2 separate regions of the Mus musculus genome follow, and region 1 is linked to region 2. Evidence: chromatin loops called from intact Hi-C (ENCODE). Cell type or tissue: gastrocnemius. All regions are shown on one strand. Each heading gives the region's core, and the rest is flanking DNA. Links, peaks and the distances in the headings are about the cores only. Region 1 overlaps Anks1b (ankyrin repeat and sterile alpha motif domain containing 1B). Region 2 overlaps Apaf1 (apoptotic peptidase activating factor 1).

The links. Peaks named below come from ENCODE experiments on the same cell type or tissue, not always from the same donor. Only the 100,000 strongest peaks of a DNase experiment are listed, where the experiment ranks them.
Region 1: a loop joins it to region 2, with 2.9 times the contacts of the local background. A loop is called at or near these places in 7 of 42 quality-filtered maps.

The regions. Positions count from the first base shown.
Region 1 is chr10:90,797,447-90,808,283 of GRCm38, forward strand. The region is part of intron 17 of Anks1b (ankyrin repeat and sterile alpha motif domain containing 1B); the gene reads left to right. Among named protein-coding and RNA genes, the nearest start is that of Apaf1, 280 kb to the right of the region's middle. In gastrocnemius, for the core only: no CTCF peak of the experiment used is centred there; a DNase peak (open chromatin) is centred at 5,885.
Region 2 is chr10:91,027,682-91,038,518 of GRCm38, forward strand. Apaf1 (apoptotic peptidase activating factor 1) reads right to left here. Exons shown (of 27, transcript NM_009684.2): 16 at 9,229-9,354; 17 at 3,868-4,029. Among named protein-coding and RNA genes, the nearest start is that of Apaf1, 50 kb to the right of the region's middle. In gastrocnemius, for the core only: a CTCF peak has its summit at 4,886 (motif pointing left); DNase peaks (open chromatin) are centred at 4,892, 5,216, 6,110 and 6,480.

The DNA of each region.
Region 1 (10,837 bases), core at 1,320-9,319, 230 kb before region 2:
AGGAACCTGTGCAGGACGAGTCAAGGGACAAGGAGTCAGTCACTGACGTCAGAGATCAAGTCATCAAAACCTGTGCCCCTATGGATCCAGGAAGGAGCTACAACACATTTGGATGATCCTGAGACAGGACAGCATGGAAGGCAGTTCCAAGCATCAGAGCAGGCTCTGTGGGTGGAGCCTGGAGGTGGAGAATTGTACAGGGTGAGGTCTATTGAAGACTCTTGGACCAGAAAATGGCGCACGTGAGGCAGGGCAGGGTAAAGGAAGTCACTGGAGTAGCTGTTAAGTGGGGAAGGCTACAATCTAATTTACATGCCCAGTAAACCATCAATTGGCTGGATGTTAGCAGGTAGTAGCTGGACAAGAGTGTAAGAAAAGGACACTGTCTCAGGCTTTTATTGCTGTGAAGAGACGCCATGACCACAGCAACTCTTACAAAGGACAACATTTAACTGGGGCTGGCTTACAGTTTCAGAGGTTCAGTCCGTTATCATCATGGTGGGAAGCAGGGTAACATGCATTCAGACACGGTGCTGGAGAAGCTGAGAGTTCTACATCTTGATCTACAGGCAGCAGAAGGAGACTGGGTCACTAGATGTAGCTTGAGCATAGGAAACCTCAAAGCCCGTTCTCACAGTGACACACTTCCTTCAACAAGACCACACCTCCTCCAACAAGGCCATTCCTCAATAGAGCAATGACCTATGAGCCAAGCATTCAAACATATAAGTCTATGGGGGCTACTCATATTCAAACCACTAAAGACACATTGGAGAGATTCCCAGAGACGTAAATCAGTGTGCTCACTGAGTTAGTGATACGTGCTTGGTTTAAGATATGTGTTTAAAAGCGAATCAGTAGAACATACCAAAGAACTGTTCCAGGAAACCAAAGAATCAAGACAGATTCCTATGCTACAAGCCTGGGCATCTCAGTGAATGACCATGTTGACAACCAAAAAGGCAGAGATAACAGAAGCAGTGGGGGAGGGGAGTAGAGGCAAAACCAAGGATTTTGTCTGGGTCACACCGCCTGACATGCCTGCTGGCTCTATAAACGCAGTCCTTGTTAAGTGGGAAGGTGAATGTTTTGGATGGAACTGGGTGTAAAAAAAAAACTGAGCCATGGGTTTCAAAGTGGGATTTGATGTGCCATCTAGGGAATACACGTAGTGTGCAAGGATGTTATTATGAATTGCTACAAAGTCTGAAGCTAATAGTGTAGGAGCAGAGAACTGGCCTCCCAGGTGTGACACCCCCTTGTTCAGTCCCCAACGCTGCCCCAACGTGAATAGAATATCAAGATTAAGCTACATTCGTTGTCACTTTGGTGAAACCCAAGTTCAATTATTTTAGCTCTCTCTCTCTATTCCAATCTCAGCAGCAGTATTGTCAACCGGTTCATTATAAACCAATTAACTTCAGATGGTTACTATTAACGGTAATAGCCATTAAGTGCTTCCTCGAGGCAAGCAGTAGACACAGAACTGTATAAGAAATGTCTCTTTCTGTTCTTATGCAGAGAGCCTATCAGCTCTGAGGGGCCACACTCTACCATTCTGCCTATGTTCCTTACTCTTAACAAAGAAAGCGTCAAAGGACATAACAGAACTGTATTTTGTGTGTCGCAGGTCACTTTGGTTTAGGAAACTGTCTAAGCAGATTTTTTTTTTCCTTCTTGTCTCATCTGGAACTTAAATATTGAAATCTTTGGAACAAGCTCAGAGCTGGCATTAGCAAATAATGTAGTTTGTCTTCCTAATCATTGGACTACGAAAATTGTAATCTTCTCCACTATTTGATAATGTGCTTCAAAATGATGTCTCGGTTTGAGGGTGGGGAGATTGGTTTCCCTGTGTGATAGAGGCTACCTGAGAACGGACTAAGGAAAAAATAATCTAGCCTTGATTCTGAATTAATTCTTTTCTAAAAATCCTGAAAGCCTTCTTACATATGGAAATTTTCTCTTGACACCATAAAAGACTTTAATAGTCATCAGAGGAACTGTCCGACCTTAGTACAAAGCAACCAAATCAGTTCGGTGTGTGAATCCCTCATGCAGTGTGTCCCTGAATTGGTCCAATGACTATATGGGCAAGATAAAAATCAATCAATGGGGTACAAAATAGCAGGATTTAAAGAAAGCTACTTTGTTGCAAATGTCAAGTACACAGAAGCACTTGGAGTTAGAATATGTTTGGAAGAATACAATGGATGGTTGTGGCGATTAATTTTGATTCTCATTTTGGTTTGTTTGGCGTTAGTGAGGCATTTGTGCTTGGGATGTGTCCATAGAGGGTTTTCAGAGGGAAAAGGCCTGCCCTAGACATGGATGGTATCATCCATTCCCTGCACTGGGGTCCCAAACTGAATAAAAACAAAAAGGAGACCGCCAGTGAAATGCTGGAGTTCTTTCTCGGCTGATCCACCAGATGTGGGCAAGTAGCCTCTGACTCTCACCGCCACCTCATTTGTCCTAGGAGCCTTCTTCATTGTGCTAGACTGTGCCCTCAAATCAAGAGGCAGAATAAATCCTTGTTCGCTTGAATCTCCTCTTGTCAGGTATTTGATCGCAACAACAAAGAAACTAAGTAACCCAAGAGAGAAAAGGGAAAGGAGTCTCTCGGGGAAAGAGATGAGCCTTCTCGAAGCCTTTATCATCAACACTGTTGAACAGACCATGAGGATAGCAACAACACTGGCATTTTGTTTAGACATTGAAGGTCACTCTCCTGCAGTATGGAAAGTAACAATCCAGAGGGAATATTGGCAGTTTAATCTCCAGATAACTTGGTGAGCTTCCCTGTGTGTTGTAGGCATGCAATCCCAGCCCTGCAGCAATGGCTATGTGGCTGGCTTCTGTTTTAATTAGGTTCTGTCACCTTTTCTTCCTTTCCTAGGGAAGAATGGGAGAAATGGAGAGTGTCGAGGCCTCTATCACAGCCTCCACAACTAGGGCTCGCTCTGCCTCAGTCTCCATTTCCTATGACACTTGTCTCCTGCTTCCAGCCTGAGTGGAAATGGAACAGGAAGGGGGAAGCACAAACCTGTTTTTACTGAATGTAGAAAGAAACAACTTCTTTGGTGTTCCCCCAAGAGGCATTAAACACAAAACAGGACAAGGTATTAGAAGAAAATAAATGGTCTTGAGAAAAGTCAGAAAGACGAATTTAAAAAAAGAAAGAAAGAAAGAAAATAGGAACTGACTGTGACTTCAGGAACTAAGGAAGTCTAGAGGGTCGCGCTTTCCCTTGATGCTAAAATGGTGTGCTGTTTCTCCTCCAGTCTCCCAGGTAAATGGGAATCGGTTTTGTGTTTAAAATATCAGTCAGTAGATAGAAGCAATGATGGAATGATTGGCAGCGGATGTGTGATCAGTTATCCCCAGAGTGGTTTTGACATACTCTGAATTTATTGTGTTCCTGTTCCATGCAGGAAACTTTGGGTTTACTGACTATAGTTGTTCTGCATCGAGCAGATCAAAGCCTTCCTTCACCACATCAGATACATACATATATATATATATATATATATATATATATATATATATATATATATATTGACACCTTCCCACACTCTATGGAAGACAAAGAAGCAGCTGGAAATCAATTATTTTGCACACAATAACAAGTGACATGCTTTTCTAGGGATATCTAAATTTTGCACAGAAATCTACAAATAAATACGACTTATTTCTGATGTGCATAGATGGAATGTTCACGTTAACATCTTAAGAAGGCATTCCACCAATTTAACCATTTTTCTTGTGTAGTAGCCGATAAGTAATTAAGAACAGTGGGCTTGGGGGGAGTCATGTTCTCAAAGGGAAGTCTGCTTGTGAGAGCTAGTTAGGAATCAGAGAGCAGAACCCTCCCTGAATAACATAGGAATTCTCTTATATTCAAATGTTCTGGATACTAGAGGCAGAAAGGGTTAACCCTGTAAAAGAGAGAGAGGAGAGAGAGGTGGGGGCATAACAAAATATGAGCATTTTAAAGTCGCACAAAGATGCCTCTGGGGCTGTGGTAGTATTAAATATTAACGTCACACAATAAAATTACAGAAAATTCTAAATAATGAAAAATATCACTCTGAAGCAGAGCTGCCACTTGAGGGTGAGATGGGCACAGAGCAATCGCAGCATGATCCAGGATGTGTGTGAGGCGCGAGGGCTAACTCAATCATAGCCTCCGTGTTGCTACTGTGAAGTAATGAAAGTTGTAAGAGTGACAGCTCTCACGCTGCTTGAGGTCACAGGAGGAAAATATTTCTGTGCTGTACATGTGTTTTCCTTTAAGATCTGCCTTGAATGGACTTTAAAAGTTAGCAAGGGCTGTGTAATTTATTAAAATTCAAGACTCACAACAATGTAGAAAGCAGGATCTTTTCTTAGTGCCCCCAAATTCCTTCAAGTTAATCCTGATAGAGATGGATTCCATCTTCATTTATGATAGCTTCCTTTCAAATGATTTCCTTGGAGGACACATACATTATAAAAAATAAAAGCATGGCAGGCAAAGCAGGCAAACGTCAAAGCAGCGGCCATCTAGGGACCCCTTAGCTCCTTGTTCATCCCTTCTACCCTTTATACAGAGACAGGGATGTGGGTGGGTGGGACCCCTTACATAACTAAATGCCTGCCAAAAGGATCCTCATTAGAACATTGAGATTGTGGCAGTAACAGAAACCACGCTGAACTGCTTGGATGAGTCCTGTTAACATTTTGACCATTAAAATGAATTCCAGACAGATAAGGATGACAGAAGAGAGGGACAATCATGGAAGGCACAGAAGACATCTGAGAGATGAGTCCTTTGAACCAGATACGGTAGATAGTTTACAGTGGTTGGTTTTGATACTTTCCTCACTGTTGAAGCAAAGTATTGGAAAAAAAAATTCCAGCCCGTGGAAAGACGGCTTTATTTTGGCTCACAGTTATTTTGGAAGCCTGTCTTAGTGGGGAAGGTAAGTTAACAAAGAGAATGTGGTGGCTGATGGATTGCATCTGCCTTCCCCAAGCAGTTGCTCTATCTGCTATTGCTCATCCACTTTCCTTTTTAGTTAAATCCTGGAGGGTGGGTCTTCCCACCTTAATTTACTTAATCTAGATAATCCTTAGATTGGCCCAGAGACCAACCTAATCTAGATAACCCTCCCAGGTATGCCTAAAGGCTTATCCCCTATAGGTGATCCTAGAACCTGACAAGATGATAATAACATTAACCTTCCCAAAGATAAAATTAACATTTGCAATTCCCTTAGATCAGGAGTTGAGGGGACTTCTCATTTATTGTCCCAGCTTTCATGGTGTGTGTTTGTTCTAAGCTATGTGTGTGACATGTGACAAATGTTCTCTAGATGACTGTTGAATATGTGAAAAATAGGAAGAGAGAGAGAGAAGGGAGGGGGGAGGTAGGGACTTTCAGAAGGAAGAACGAAAGGAAAGACAACAGGGGAGATGAGAAAGAAATACTTTCAACAAAAGCTAGAAATTATTTTTTTCTCCCTGAGACTGGCAAGTTTTGGCTCTCATGTGAAAACTGCAGTTTTTGTTAACTTGCTTCTATCGGTGACTTTTATCACCTGGTGGAATGTTTTCTAATTCTTTTTTTTTTTTGGCCCTGTCGTTCCCCTGTACTGGGGCATATAAAGTTTGCAAGTCCAATGGGCCTCTCTTTACAGTGATGGCCGACTAGGCCATCTTTTGATACATATGCAGCTAAAGACAAGAGCTCCCGGGTACTGGTTAGTTCATATTGTTGTTCAGAATCTAATAGACTTGGCACTTAGGAAAACATCACATTTTCGGCTCTAAGCTGTGTTGAGATGGGTGGCTAGAACACTTCATGTCAGGAGAGGGCACTGTCAGCCAGCCAGCTGTGTCTGGCTATCAGTGGAGGATGGTGTAGGTGGAGCCGAACTTTTTTGGGTGCTGTTTGCTTATCGATCCTCCTGGCTTTTGGAGTGGGTTCATCCCCCCACCCCCCCACTCAGCCTCCGCCAATAGCTGGCAGGGCTATACCCAACTGCAGCTGCCAAGCCTAGATGTGCTTCCTTCAAACAAGCTGAAAGGACGGAGTGCTGTTAACCCTCTCTTCTGCAAGATGCAAAGCTTGCAGGGTGGCTAAGAGAGAGAAAGATACAGGCATCCTGTAAGATGCTACATCTCCACCTGATGCATCATATAACTTTTACTGAGCCATGTAGCACTTGGGCCAAGTTATCATATAATATTAAAACTTATGGACCACAGAGCATTAAACTCATAAGAAGAAAAAAAAAAATGTGTGCTCAAATGCCTGGCTAGAAGCCAAGCAGATGTCCTGAAATCTGTACCTCTGAAATCTGTGTCTTCTGAGTACAGATCCCTCCCGCTAACCAGTGTTGCTTTGAGTAGTTGAGATAAACTGACACAAAGAAATGGCTCGAAGATGACAGGATCGAATTGAGCCAGGCCCTACCACTGCTACAAGTGAGCTATGTCACTTTGGGAAAGTTCCTTGATTTCCCCCAAGACTCTGTCACCTCAGCTGAAAATGTAAAAGTGAAGATGGAAACACAATACAATAGAAGTACAAGAAAAACTAGTAAAAGTCGAAATACCATCTTCCCATCCACGCATCGAACAAGCGCTTGCATTTTATGTACTTGACGAGTGCCCCGTTACATAAACTCTATGAGAAAAAGTACTTTCTCTAATAAGCAGCCATCTAAAGTACCCAGAACAGTGCCCGGCACAAGGGAATCCTTCCAAAAAGCATCAAATGATGTCCTCCTATACTATACAAGGAAGACATGCTTCTTAGCTTTGAACCTTCTGCTTCTCAGAGGCCTGCGTGAGTGGCTCCACCTCTCTGTGCTGGGGTTCTTATTTGTGAAAAAAGAGGCTGCTAATTCAAGAGACCTCCTTGAATTGTGTGAAGATGGAATTGCGTGCAAACATAGAACTGCTCAGACAGCAAGTGCTCCGGATATGCTAATGGCTATTCAAACAGTAAAGGCCTTGATCATGCTAGCAAGATGCTGGATTAAGCCCAGGGAGATGTAAAACTGAAGTAGGCATAAGTCCCCCATCATCAGTCTGGAGACAGGATACAGAGGCAGTGACAGGTAACTATAAAAGTAAAAGCAGGCACCTCCCAGGACAGCCTGTGATGTCAATGAGTAACAAAGCCACCTGAACACTTTCTCTCTCTCTCTCTCTCTCTCTCTCTCTCTCTCTGCAGTTTCAGACTAACTCCTTCCTCCCTGATGGGAAAGAAACCTGTACGTGGTCTTCACAATGCTGCTAGGCACTGCAGGTGAATCACAAAACTTATGTACCAATGTGGTTGCCTTTCTCTTCTTTGAAAGTCACTTCCTGTCCTTCCTGCTTCCCACTGGGCTGAACCATAGAGGCCTGCAGAGCACAAAGCCTTTGCTTCCTCTGCAGGGCAAGCTCTAAACACAGCCGCTCTCCCGACTGCGTTCCAGTGAGCACTGTCATTCTGCAGAACTAAGGAGGGATTTCCAGAGCTCCCAGCCAGAACCAGCAGTATAAAGATGTGTGTGGGGTTTCTTTAGGAATGAATGCTCTTCTGTGAAAGCTGACAATGTTTTTTTTTTTTTAACCAACCACCTTAGAAATTGTTCCAGAAGTTCCTTCAGGGGAGATCATGATTGTCTGCTCTCAGGAAGAGCAAATGCCCAAGAAGCACGTTTGAGAGGCATCTGAAGATGTATATCCGCAGCCTATCATAGAGGACAAAGATATTTCATTTTCTTGCAATATTTCAGGGCAAGTGGTCTAGTGAATTAAAACATCAAATTTAGTGAACAGAAATAATACAGATCTTCTTAAAGTATTGATTCCTAGTTTTTTGTTGGTTTGAGATTGGATCACATATTCTAAAGAGTAAGCGTAAATGACATAAACAGATTGCAGTTACAGCTGCATTTATACTAGGGAGAAACCATGGATCCATCCATTGAATATACTCTGTTATAATTATGTTGCATGTCTTGAGCTACTTTTAAAGATCTTTTAAATTTGAAGAGTCGCTAAGTATATTGAAGTGTAACAAGAGACCCAGCCTCTATCTCTTTACAACAAACTGAATATGGTCCCAATTCTAAAATAGCTCCAAAGCATATCAAATTTGATAGCTCTAACATAAATATGGAACTAGACCCTGATATGAGAGCTATTAAGTAAAACTCTCCCATTTGTTAGTAATACTTAAGTTAGTGGTATTTTAATATTCCTGAGTATTTTAATGCTATATGTATGTCCAGGTACAAAAAAAGGGCAACACATGCTAGGCACTACACATGTAGCTGACCCTAGGAGAATAGTCACTTGTTGAGTTGATGGGTAACTTTGTACCATAACTGCCTATCTCCTTTTTGCAGTTGAAGAAGCAGACTGTCTTAGTTAGGATTTCCATTGCTATGAAGAGACAACATGACCATGGCAACTCTTATAAATGGAGAGAGAGAGAGAGAGAGAGAACCATTTTCTTTCCAAACTTTCCAACATACTTTCATCCAGGGATCCTAGCTTCCGGGGCAGTTAAGATGTTCCTGTTTAAAGGATGCTCTTGGTCCTTGCTTTGGGATCCCTCACAAGTAAATCTGTCACCAGCTTCTGGTAACTGGGTAGTAACTTTCCCCAATCCCTCAAGTTACTGAAATGGAAGATAAGAGTATAGTCTCCCTTTAGAGTGTGGTGTGTCCCTGCCTTTTAGGTTCCTCTGGTACTTGATGCATTATCTACATACCAATTACTCTGGCCTTAGACAATTAATTCACCAGCTACACAGCTTTCGCTCAGCCAGTGCACCTTGAAGCAGACCATACAGAAGCACAAGGTTGGCATTTCCCTGGTTTTTCAATGAGTATAAAGTAGAAGAGAAGAGAAAAATTCTCCCAATGACACAATGTTCTCTTTTTAAAGAAGCCTACTCCGTTTTGAAAGACAGGCAATTGGGAAGTGGGTGTTGGGGTCAGGGAGGCACAGTATGTTTAAGTAGTCCCATTGTAACCAGCCAGATCCAGCTAAGAATTGAGGAGTTTAGGTAGATTGAAATATTCAGCAGTGATAATTTCCATTTAGCGAGAGCATGTTCTGTACAGAGCACACAAATGACAGCATCCCCACCCATGAGTATTTGTGCTCCCGCCTTATGTGCCTAAATGGATCTGTGTGTGCCTCGCTAACTCTCTGCAGTGGTTGTTGGAAGTCACTAGTGGCCGTTTCTACAGGGAACAAGCTTGAACATAGATTAGATATTTCTGAAATAGAACCACATAATCCTAGTTTTTATCTTGTACAAAATCTTCCTTCCTAAAGATTAAAACGCATCATAGTACATTCCGAGTGAATAGGAGAGTTGAATCTAAAATCTCTTTTAAATTACTGAACCAAGTTGGGGGCAGGCAACCAATTTTTTTTTTTTATGATCTACAAAGAACAGAATTTATTTCCTAGGAAATCACAAAGGGGAAAAAATATATCATCGATATATTAGAAAACAGAATTCCTATGCCTCAAATAAAAATCCAAAGGCAAAATGTCATATTTTGAAGGAATATTTGTAAAATAAGCCAGCAAGCATTGCTCTTGTTATGTAATAGTTGTGGATAGATCAGTGAGAAACATAGAAAGAACCCAGAAGCCAACTGGACAAAAGATGTTCTCTATTCACAGAACAAGCACAGATGTCCCACAACGTATAAAAAAAACCACACAAGCAATTAAAGTAATAGCTTCTATTTTCACCTTTTTTTCTAAGATTTCCTTATTTTATTTATGAGTACACTGTTGCTGACTTCGGATACACACCAGAAGAGGGAGTCAGATCCCAATCCGGATCACTGTAATGCCACCTTGTTGTTGCTGAGAATTGAACTCAGGGCCTCTGGAAAACCAGCCAGTGAGTGCTCTTAACTAGTGAGCCATTTCTCCAGCCCCCTTCTTTTTACCTTTTAAACTGACCAAGACATGGTATTATTACATATGCTAAAACACACACTCTTATATAATACTGAAGGGAGCAGAAAACCAATGCTATTCACCAGGAGATGGAGATGCATATTTTCCTCAGGAAGCTTAAGGGGACAACACCCTATACCCAAGGACTCATTGTGAGACTGATTAGAAATGCCACAATGGTTGGCATGTGAGGATATTCATTATGGTATTCATTTTAATACAGAGGAAAACTAAAATGATCTACTGTCAGGATACTTTTAAATACACTGTGGTATGTCGAGCACCTCCTCATTTCACACACTTGTCTTCCTTAGCATCCCTCGGGCATTCTTCAGTGTTTTCTGTGACTATAGCTGTCTGCTCATAGCTCCTGCTGACTGGTTCTGTCTGCTTGTACGTGGTCCAATTCTCCCTCCGCCCCAGTTCATCTCTCTCTTTGGAGCACCTTCTAGGTTTCTACCCCTGTAACCAACTGCCCAATTTCTTCCTCTCCTTAAATGTAAACTCCTAAGAAGAAGACTCACTCATGAAGCAGAGTCACAACTGGCTCTGGGAAGGGACTCCAGGACTCTCCATGAGGGAGTAGTGGCGGTATTGTTTGGTACAGGACACAGCTGCCCAGGCAGGATATAGCCTTGTGTGTAGGAGTCACAGACTCGGCAGGTATCATCTTAGCAATTACAGCACAATTCCTAAATTCCTATCTGTGTATTCTCAACAAACTACCACACTGGCCCCAGATTGTTTCTCTGCTTTTCTTTATTGCTTCCCTTTGCTTTGCTTGAGGTTCAGAAACCATGGTTTATTTCACTTTGTACCCCCAATATCTCTTGCAGCACCGGGTATCACGACATTTACTTGTCTT
Region 2 (10,837 bases), core at 1,474-9,473:
CTCTCCCTGATGCTACTGATTCAAGAAAGAAAATGCATAGTCATGAGCAGAGATGCTCAAAATAACATATTGCAAAGCCCTGCAAAAATGAAATAAGCCCAGTCAATTCTAGTTCTCTCCAGGGCTACCATATTACTCCATTAGAATTAATCATTTTCTCATATTTGAACCAAAACGGCAATTTTCTAGTAATACGGCCTTCACTTCGATTCTTCAAAGATTTTCAAATACCGAATATGTTCTTTCAGAGGCTTTGTCAAATGGTAAGAGTATATATATGCTTCATACACACACACGGTAAGTTGATACAGTCTAGTTATTTAAGACGGTGGCCTAGAAGGGAACAAGGCTTCCAGTGGAAGCTATGAGGAAGCTCAGTGAGTGCACAGCACAGGGACACACCCAGATGCGAGCAACAGAGCAGAGACGGCCAGAAACAAAGCAACAAAGCGCAGGAAGGCATATGTAAATGTTTCCTGGGGCAGGTTGTTCTTAAAAACTAGTGGCTAAGAGTGACAGGGTAAAAGAACTGGCAAATGTGAAACAGAAAATTGCCCCAGCTGGGGAACAACAACAGAGAAAAGGGTTGATGACAGGAGAGGCTAACAATGTAAGGCCAGGAAGAAGCAGAAAAAGGAGCAAACATGGGTGAAGCCTTGGGGCCTACACATGGGTGAGGGAATCCCAAGGTCACTAATTCAGCATGCTACATAGGGTTCTAAAACAAGGTGTTTTATACAATATGGTTTGTTTGTTTGTTTTTCCTTTTCCACTAGGACACACCTTCTGAATGCTTTTTAAATGATCCTTCCCTGGGGTTGGGGATTTACCCCAGAGCCTGGGCCTAGCACAGGGTTCAACTCCCAGCGCCAGGAGGAAGGAGGGGAGAAGCTTTTTTCTTAAACATCACAGCTATCTGGAAAATGTAAATGAAGCCACCACCTCACACCTACTACAATGGCTATACACTTTCAATGAAAAATAAATAAAAATTTAAATAGAAAAATCGCGGTCAATGCTACCGAGGATGTGGAGACGTTGACAGCCTTATACCCTGCTAGCAGGAATGTAAAATGGTGCAGCCACTGTGGGAAAGTTGCCGCTCCTCAAAACCATACCACAAGATTATCATTATGCTCTGGCAATTCCAGCATGAGGAGTATATAACATGGCTATTAAAAGTTGGGCCTCCAGCAGATACATGTTCACTACCATTCACTGCAGCATCGTTGACAATAGCCAAGAAGTGGGGAAAGTCAGGGGCCTGTACAGAGGAATGTGATTTAAAAATGTGGCGACTATTCATATACACATATGGGGGGGAAGGAGAGAGGGAGGGAGAGGAGAGACAGAGACAGAGAAACAGAGAGTGAGAGACTGTCTAGTTCTGATACATTCTCTGACTCAAATAAGCCTTTAAAACACTGGGCTCAATGAAATGAGTCAAGCATAAATAAACCAGTATTATATAATACCACTTGTACAATTTCCAGAACAGGCAAATTCATGCATCATGTTATTAGTCACCAGGGAGTGGGGATAGAGAACTGAGAATTATTACTGGTAACAGAGTTTCTGTTTGAGTGATGAAAACTTTTAAAACATACAGTGGTGGCTGTGTTGTGGTGGCATATGCCTTTAATCCTGGCACTCAGGAGGCACAGACAGGTGGATCTCTAGTTTGAGGCCAGCCTGATCTACAGAATGAGCTCCAGGACAGACAGGGCTACACAGAGTCCTTATCAATTAAAGAAAGGCAAGACAAGGCAAAGATGGATGGAAGGATGGATGGATGGATGGATGGATGGATAGATGGATGGAAGGAAGGAGGGAGGGAAGATGCATGCAGTGGTAATGGCTGCACAACTTTATGAATATGATTACAATGCCAATTGTGTACATTTAAGAATTGTTTGGGCCCGGCAGTAGTAGCGCATGCCTTTAGTCCCAGCACTTGGGAGGCAGAGGCAGGCAAATTTCTGAGTTCAAAGCCAGCCTGGTCTACAGAGTGAGCTCCAGGACAGCCAGGGCTACACAGAGAAACCCTGTCTCAAAAAAGAAAGAAAGAAAGAAAGAAAAAGAAAGAAAGAGAGAGAGAGAGAGAGAGAGAGAGAGAGAGAGAGAGAGAAGAAAGAAAGAAAGAAAGAAAGAAAGAAAGAAAGAAAGAAAGAAAGAAAGAAAGAAAGAAAGAAAGAAAAAGAATTATCTAGGAACATCTTTAATTCCAGTTTCTAAGGAGGCTTCTGAAGTAAGAGACTGCAAGTTTGAGGCAAGCCTAGGCTATACTAGTGAGTTCAAGCAATTTAGCAAGATGCTATTTCAAAGTAAAAATGAAAAAGAGCTGAGGTCGTCGTAGTTCAATGATAAAGCACGTACCTATATTTGCAAGACCCTAAATCCACACCTTAGTCATCAGAAAAAGCAAGAAACAGTTTAAAATGGCAAATTTTACAGTATATATTTTTATCCTAACAAAAATCGAATTTTGAGTCTTCAAATTTTACAAATTAATTGTATGTATTCTATCTTTACAGACTTTAACACACTTAAGACAAACGGACATATTTTTCATCTTAGTTTCCTGCTAGAGGGACATAAGTCTACAAGTAACCAAAGACCAGATTCACAATTACTAGATCAGTAAGCACACACCCAGTCCCTCAATGAGCTTATATATAAATATATGATGGTACCATTGACTTCTAATACCTCTGTGCCATGCTTTTTAAAATGAGTATTAGCACAGAATGTCCATGAACCACAGGATTTGGCTCTCACAGTCCAACTTTGGACAAACCATTGTGTCTACTGAGAGCCCATCTCACCCATTAGACCTCTCACCATAGCAATCCACATCTCTTGGGGGTTTACATTTTAAATTACACATGTTGATGTGTACTCAGACCATGATGTCAGCATGAGACCTACCATTTTCTTTTTTGTCTGTTTTTATTTACTTTAGGAAAAATCTCACAGTTTCATTCAGTTCTTAAAGAGCCATCAAATTGTAAAAGAATTAAAGACACTCTGAGAGGCTCAAGAGACGGCTCAGCAGTTCAGAGCATGCACGCCCTTCAGAAGGGCAGAAGTTCATTTCCCAACACCCCGATCAGGAGGATCCCGGTCACTGTCACGCCAGCTGCAGGGCAGCCAATGCCTCTGGCTTTAGCAGGTTCCTCTGCTCACTCGAATGCACACCTCCACACACAGACACAATACATGCACATAATTCAAACCAATTTTTAAAGGTATTTTGAAAATCACCAAAATCAACCTATTTTAAAAACTTTTTTAAGTGATGAAGAAAGTATTCTCTTTTAAATAAACTTCAGGGGACGTGGGGCAGAAACATGGCCCGGCAGTGAGAAGCAACGGCTGCTCTTCTAGAGGACCTGGGTTCAATTCCAAGCACCCTCGTGACACCTCACAAGCATCTGTATGTAGAGTTCCAGGGGATCCAACGCCTTCTTCTGGCTTCCACGGCATTACATACATGGTAAAAAGACATACATGCAGCCAAAGCACCCATGCACATGAAATAAAACGTTGAAAATAATAAATTGGAGGAACACTGGACTGCTACAGTCTGCTCCTGTGGTGTCGGCTTTCCTATGCTGTTTCCTACTGCGTGTCCTGGGAGAGTAGAAACTATTTCTGACTTGCATGACTATGACCTTTTCTTACGAGGCCGCCCATATCCCCAGAGAGCAGGGCTTCTAAGAATTGTGAGCAGTTAGGAAGCCTGCGCCAAATAACAGAGCTAAGCTGGACGGGAGGGGGGGGGACAGGACAACACACACATAACAGAGGTTGAAACTTTGTGTCCGAGTGGAGTGGGTTGAGATGGCAGGACTTGGCAGGACTTACGAGGACTTTGTTTTTTGCTGCCACTATTATTTTGTCACCATCTGCAGACCAGGAACAACACTTCACGATCACCTCCACATCCTCTGGAGGGTCTTCTGAACTCAGGAAGAAGCGCTTCACATTAATGCTTTTCCTCTCGTTTGCTGATCTCACATCCCAAAGCTGTTTAAAAACAAAAAACAAAATTGCTTTACTCCCAACACACTCCTCTAGAATTCCAACTAGATTAAATGTCATACAAACATGCTCTGCCCAATGGATGGTCTTACACAAGCCTATTTTTTTATTAGTTTTTTAAATTAAGAAATCCAGCTTCCTGCAAGAACTAGACCTAGCCCCCTCCCCACCCGCCGCCGCCACATTTGCTGCAAATGTACAGCTTGGTCTTCATGTGGGTCCCCTAACCAGCAGATCAGGGCCTCAGTCTCTGTTCCCTGCCATTGGATCCCCTTCCCCTACCTGAACTGCCTAGGGTTGGGCCTCAGTGGGAGAGGATGTGCCTGGTCCTGCTGGAACTAGGTTCCCCCCCCCCCCCGCCCATGTCCCAGGTTAGGGTGGTACCCAAGAGGGGCTCCCCTTCTCTGAGGAGAATGGGAAGAAGCAATGGAGGGAGAAACTTGTAAAGTGGGAGGGGGGAGCTATGATCTGGATGTAAAGTCAATAAGAGAAAAAGAAAGGAAGGAGAAAGGAAGAAAGGGAGGGAGGGAGGAAAGAAAGAAAAAGAGAGCAAGAAATCCAGCTTCCATTTTGCAGAAACAAACAAACAAAACCCCAAAGTCACTAAAATTAGATAAAAAGTTAATTGAGCTGCATACAGTTTGACACATCTATAATGCTAGTGCTTTGCAGTTGAGGCAGGAGGATCGTGTGTTTGAAGCCAGTTTGGGCTACATGAGAGCTCATCTCAAAAGGAAAAAAGTTAACTGGGCCTTGCACAGGGTGGAAAGTGGCTAAAGATTGGTGTTGACAGTGAGAAGGAGTGTAAAAGGGACTCACAGCTGTCTGCTGCTGCCCTCTACTGGGACAAGCAGGAGATGCAAGTCACATCTACCACAAGCGCAGAAGCAAACTGTACTGGGCCCCGGTGCCTGCTGGGCATCCAGTGAGAATGAGACCCCTAAAGGAGGAACTATACTGAAAGCTATAGTGAGAGGAAGCATGGCTTCCGCTGTGCTGGGTAGGGCTATGGAGTGCCACAGAACTAACCAGCTCTGAGAAATGGACTATGAAACACTCTAAGCCCTATTCTGGAACAGCCACACAAGCAACGGCCCCTGAAAGGATGCACCTTCACTCTCAGACCTGAGCGTGAGCGGTGTGCTCTGGCTTCAAAAGGGTTACCATGTCCTGGACCAAATCCCCTCCCCCAAAAAAGGCTGCCAAACCCTAACACTTTCCCCTTGGGACAACTGTGTCTACTCTGTGTAAAATAAAACAAAAGAGACGACAGGCACTAGCATGGTTAGCCTTCTTTATCTAGTACAGAAAGAAGGCAGGCAGGCAGGATGGGTCAGGGGTAGGGAAAGCACCTCCCACCAAGCCTGGTGGCCTGCGTTCAGTCTCTAGGACCCACATGAGGGATGGCTAGAGCTGACTGGCCAACTTGTCCTCTGACCTCCAAGCATGTCAACACACACACACGTTAAATAAAGTAATTTCTAAGTTTTAAAAAGAAACAAACCAAATGGCAGAGCTTTGGTCCTAACATTCAGAATCTATGAGAAATCATACAGTTAGTAGGACAAACTTAGGTTTGGGAACTAAAAGCAGGCTGACACAATTTAATTTCACTACACCTACCAACACTGTGTGAGCTTCTGCAGCCAGCTCAGCCCCTAGAAGACAATGATAAAGTTTCACACATCAGGAGATGACACAGCCACACCACTGTATTCTGAGGAGGCCACTGCACCGTTCCCAGGGTGCCTGTGCACCCTAAGCTCTTGTGTGCTTTAACTAACAATCTTTAAAGAAAACGCTTTAAGACCATTTCTCTTTGAGGCCCAGAAAACCACATGGTTATCTACATGATACCCTACAACAAGCTTAGAGAATCCCAGAGCCTTTGGGGCATCGATAATTTTACAGCTCCTATTCTCTCAGACAGTAAAGGCTTTACAAGGCTCTGACCTTGACAAGCTGCTATCTAACATCATTTTGCTGGACCTCTGCCTGTGCAAAGAGCCAGTGACACTGGCTTAATAGCTCTGTGGGAAAGCCGTCATCAACACAGGCAGGTCTCCCTGAGTGGAGTGATGCCTGTCCCCCACTGCTAGTGACACTCACACACGAATACAGAAATCAAACACCTGTCGCTGACCAACATGACATAAACATTTCTGAGCTCAGGACTAACTGGCCACACCACTGGCTAGTAAATAGAATCGGTGTGTCCATCAGCTGAAGACCGGTAATAAAGTATACACATATTCACAATGAAATGACAATGAATGCAGAGACCCATGACTGACAACACGCTGGCAACAGTGATGTCCTAAACAAGTCACTCCTACCATTCGTCTAAGGCCTCTAAGGCCCAGGCAACACAGCAGCTGAAGGTGTGGAAAGAATGCACAGGCCAGGAGACAGGAAGAAAGATAGCAGAGCGCCATCTGCTGGGCAAGCTAGGGCAGCGATCAATCACAAACTCCCACCTGCTGTACTGAAACCTGAAAGGACCTGCAGGCTAACAAAAGGAACAGCTGAGCAGGTAAGACCTCGAGCCCGCTGGCTGGAGCTCAGTCTCTGGAACGCACCATGGTAGAAGCAGAGAACCAACTCCTGCAAGCTGTCCTCTGGCCTCCACACTCGTGCTGTGAGATGTACACACTCGTACGCAAAAATAGGCAGACAGACAGAAAGATAGGTAGTGTAACTTAAAAAAGGGAACCTGGCATCAGCCTGCCATAGATGGTTAAGAAACTCAAGGGGTGCACCCCTCACTGCTGAACTGTTTGATACTGACGGAGTCAGAAGGAGGAAACATTGCCTTGGGTTTGTAACAACTGGCAATCCACAGGCACAGTCAGTCAGTCATGCACAGAAATCTACATATACACATAACTTTAAAAATAATATAAAAATCTTTAAATTAAAAAGAAATCAGTCTGGAACATAATTTTGTCACTGTTTATCCACTTGCCATCTCCCTAACTTTATTCTGAATAACCAGACTGTGGGGCATACTTTTTTCTTCTAGCGTTTAAACCCCAAAGGCCTAGTATAGTATCTAGCATCCAGTGAATACTAAATACACAGTTTTTAAAAACTTATAGCTGAAAAGACAGATTATATACCAGTTTCACGCACAGATGAATAGAAAGTTACTAAAGGAAATACAGCTTAGCTTTCTTTATAAGTAAAAAAAACCCACACTCACCTGAATGCCCTCCCAAACCCCATGTAAAACAACAGTAAAGGGATTTTTTTTTCTCTCTAGCTACAACCCACAAGATAAAGGAAATTGTGACGGGGTAACAGGAAAGGCCAGGAAGAAGAAAGGTAGGTGGGCTCCTAAAACCTGAATCCTGAGCCTGCAGTGGGGAACCAGCTGAACGAACTCAAATCTAAGTGGCTCAGAAAGTGCAGGCTGGTTCCTTCTAGAGAGAGGGGCTAACTCAGGAGGGCTCTTTAGAGATCCACTGAGATCGTCCTGCCACTCTACGGTCCAGGTAGGCTGTAACCCTAAGAGTGGGCTGGGTTGTTTTATACTTAACCCAGTTAAGGGCAGGGTCAGTATACTGGAAATAAGGACATTAAGATAAAGCATACATTCCCTTTGCCACCTCTGCCTAGATACCACGGTATGTTCCAATGACTCTTCTCACTACAACCAGAAAGCGAGGCATTTCTCTCAGAACACTCACCCTGATCAAGACGAAAGATTACCAATGAGAGCTCATCATCAAACCGTGAAAGCTGAGCCTGCAGACGGCTCAGGGACAGACCTGACTCCTGAGCACTGCCCTCCTGCCTCCACACACACACCACGGCACCTCCACTCTCATACTCGTGCACAAAAAAAATTTTTTTTTAAATATAAAACCCTAAGAACCCTAGAAGGAAACACAATTCCCAGACACCTTCCTGAAGTCACTGCTACACAGGAGCAGGTACTGAAGACAGCTCTGGAAAAGGCATACGTAAACCAAAAAAAAAAAAAAAACGATTCATACTGGCAAGAAGAAAAAATACAGTCATGAAATTGCGGTGTAATGTTTTTTAGGAAATATAATTCTAAGAACAAGTACTGAAAAATCTGTGAATAAGTTTTAAAATACTGTTGTATTTAAAATATTAGGAAACGAAGTGAAAGAATCTTCCAGAAAGGAGAAAGGAGAAAAGGCAAGGAAAAAAAATAAAAATCCAAAAACAAATATTCCAGAAAAAAAAAAGTAGAGGAGAAATCAAACAATTGGAGAAGACTCCAAAAGTGACAGATAAAACACCAACCATGTCCCCTTTCACAGCATTGTAGATAGAGCTCCCTAGACTCTTCAACAAGACTACAGTAAAAATAAGACTGGATTCTTCAGGGAAGACAGAAGCAGGCTAACCTGCCTCCTGATGCTACCGATCTAAAAATACATGATGAATACATGTTTAAGAGGAAGATATGCTTAAAGTGAAGAATTTAAACTCTGGGTTATAAAGCATTCAAAAATAACAGTATGACAAAGGTTCTTAGCAGCTGAAAGGAAAGCCTTCCTTCTACAAACATAAAAACGCTGCTCCGGCTTAGATCTAGGAACTCCGCCAAAGGCTTATGAGCTGACAGGGTGGATCCCAGGCTGCGGCACAGGCACACGAGGTTTTAGGGCAGTGGTTCTCACCCTTCCTAATGCTGTGACCCTTTAATACAGTTCCTTATGGATCCCAACCGTAACATCATTTCATTACCACTTCACAACTAATTGTGCCACTCTTGTGAATCACAATGTAAATGTTTTTGGAGACAGGTTTGCCAACAGAGCCATGACCCACAAGTTGGGAACCACTGTTTTAGAGCCTTAAGGATGAGGGCCTAGAGAAGCCAAGTTAGGCCCTTAACATGTACCCTTGAAGGGAACAGTGGAGCCCCAGGCCTTCCTATTTCCTGCTTTGCTTCCAAGACCCTAATAGGTAAGCAGTTTCTTTCACCACACGCTCCCTGCCACAAGGCACTTGCCTTGGCACAGACAGAGACAGGGTCAGATTAAAACCTCCGAGACTGTAAACAAATATGTCTTCCCTCTTTACAGGTTGTTTATCTCAGGCTTGTATCCCAGCTTTGGAACACTAACACCAACAGAAACTCCCATTCACCACAGACCATAAGGGCTTCTCTAAAGTTAGAGCCCTCTCGTGATGTTCAAAGCTCACCCTTAAAGTCCCGTCAGCTGAGCAGCTAGCCAAGAGCTCATCGTCTGGTGAGAACCTGCAGTGGTTGACTGAGTTCGTGTGACCAAACATGGTATTTCGACATTCTTTTTGATTCAAATCCCAGAGCTATTTGGAAAGGGAAAAAGGATAAGTTAAAACCATAAAAAGGCAGTGCTTGAGACTGGTGTGTCGGGCACCTGCAGTTCCAACTACTCGGAGGCTAAAACCGAAGGACCACTGAAGCTCAAGGGTTCTAGACCAGTCCTGGCATCTGGCCCCTTTGAAACTGCAATCAAGGTGGAAAGAGGAAGTGCAGACTGGGAATGGTGGGCCCAGGGAAAGGGAGAGGGAGAGTTGGGTTGGATATGATCAGGATACACTATATATGTAAATCAAACTGCCGACGGGTCTATTTTAAGGTCTATACTAAAGGGGGCTCGTGAGCATCTGAGCTCTCCCAGAGACCCAAGTTGATGAACTTCCTAGCACCCACATCAGGTAGCTCACAACTGCCTGTAACCTGAGCTCCAGAGAACTCAATGCCTTCTGCTGTGGCTTCCATGGCAACCCACACACAATGGCATACATACATGCACATACATAAGCAATATATAAATAAATTAATTTTTAAAAAGAAAATTAATCTAAGTTAAATGGAAAAAGTAAAACTCACACTAAGTTCTTCCTTTTCATTTGAACTGCTGGTTACAGAACGATAATTAATTCAGAGTAACATGAAGTTGTCAAATACAAAGATAAGCTTGTGATTAATAACTGGGCACCTTTAGATCAACATCTCAGTCCACCAAGGAACTTGAAGGCCTCACTACACTTTTATTCTGGACACTAAACTAACTGAACGACTGTTGCTTATTTTTAACTGAGTGGTTTAGAATTGCAGTATTTAATTAGCTACAAAAATCAGTAAGTAATGTATAAATTGCCTCCATATTTTTTAAGTACTAGGTTACAAAAATGGTCCAAGCAAGCTTTTTTTTTTTTTTTTTTTTTTTTTTTCATTTTTCTGAGACATCCCAAACCTTGAGATAACTAATTGGGTAAAAGCTATTAATGGCCTAAAAAAAACCCAAAACCTTCCCTGATACCAGAATACAGGAACTACCGCTCAGGTCAAACAGCAGTCCAGTGAGCCACCCAACAAGTCAGAGTGACAGTCCTCGAGCAAGTAACTCTACCTGTCTAGTAACCCAACACCAGGGAAAGGAAAAAGGAGAAAAAGAGACTTTTTAACAGAATAAAAGAGACAACCACCAAGAGCCAAGTTTGTCTGGATTCTGAATCTAATAAAGCTATGGGTCTGAGACCACATATGGGGAAATTAACACAAGCCAGCTATGTAGCAGAACCACAGCCCACTACTCTTAGGTGTGAACACAGCATGGTACTGTCATCTGAGGGTGAAGCTGAAATGTTTCAGGTGAAATGACAAACACACACACGGTTTGCTCTAAACAAAAGGTCTAGTTTTGGATGTAAAGCTTTTATAAAATAGGGCTGGAAAGATCTCACTTTGATTTTTCGCAGTGCTGAGGTTTGAAGCTGGAGCATTTGCGTGCCAGGGCAGCACTCTCTAGTGAAGCTTCGCCCA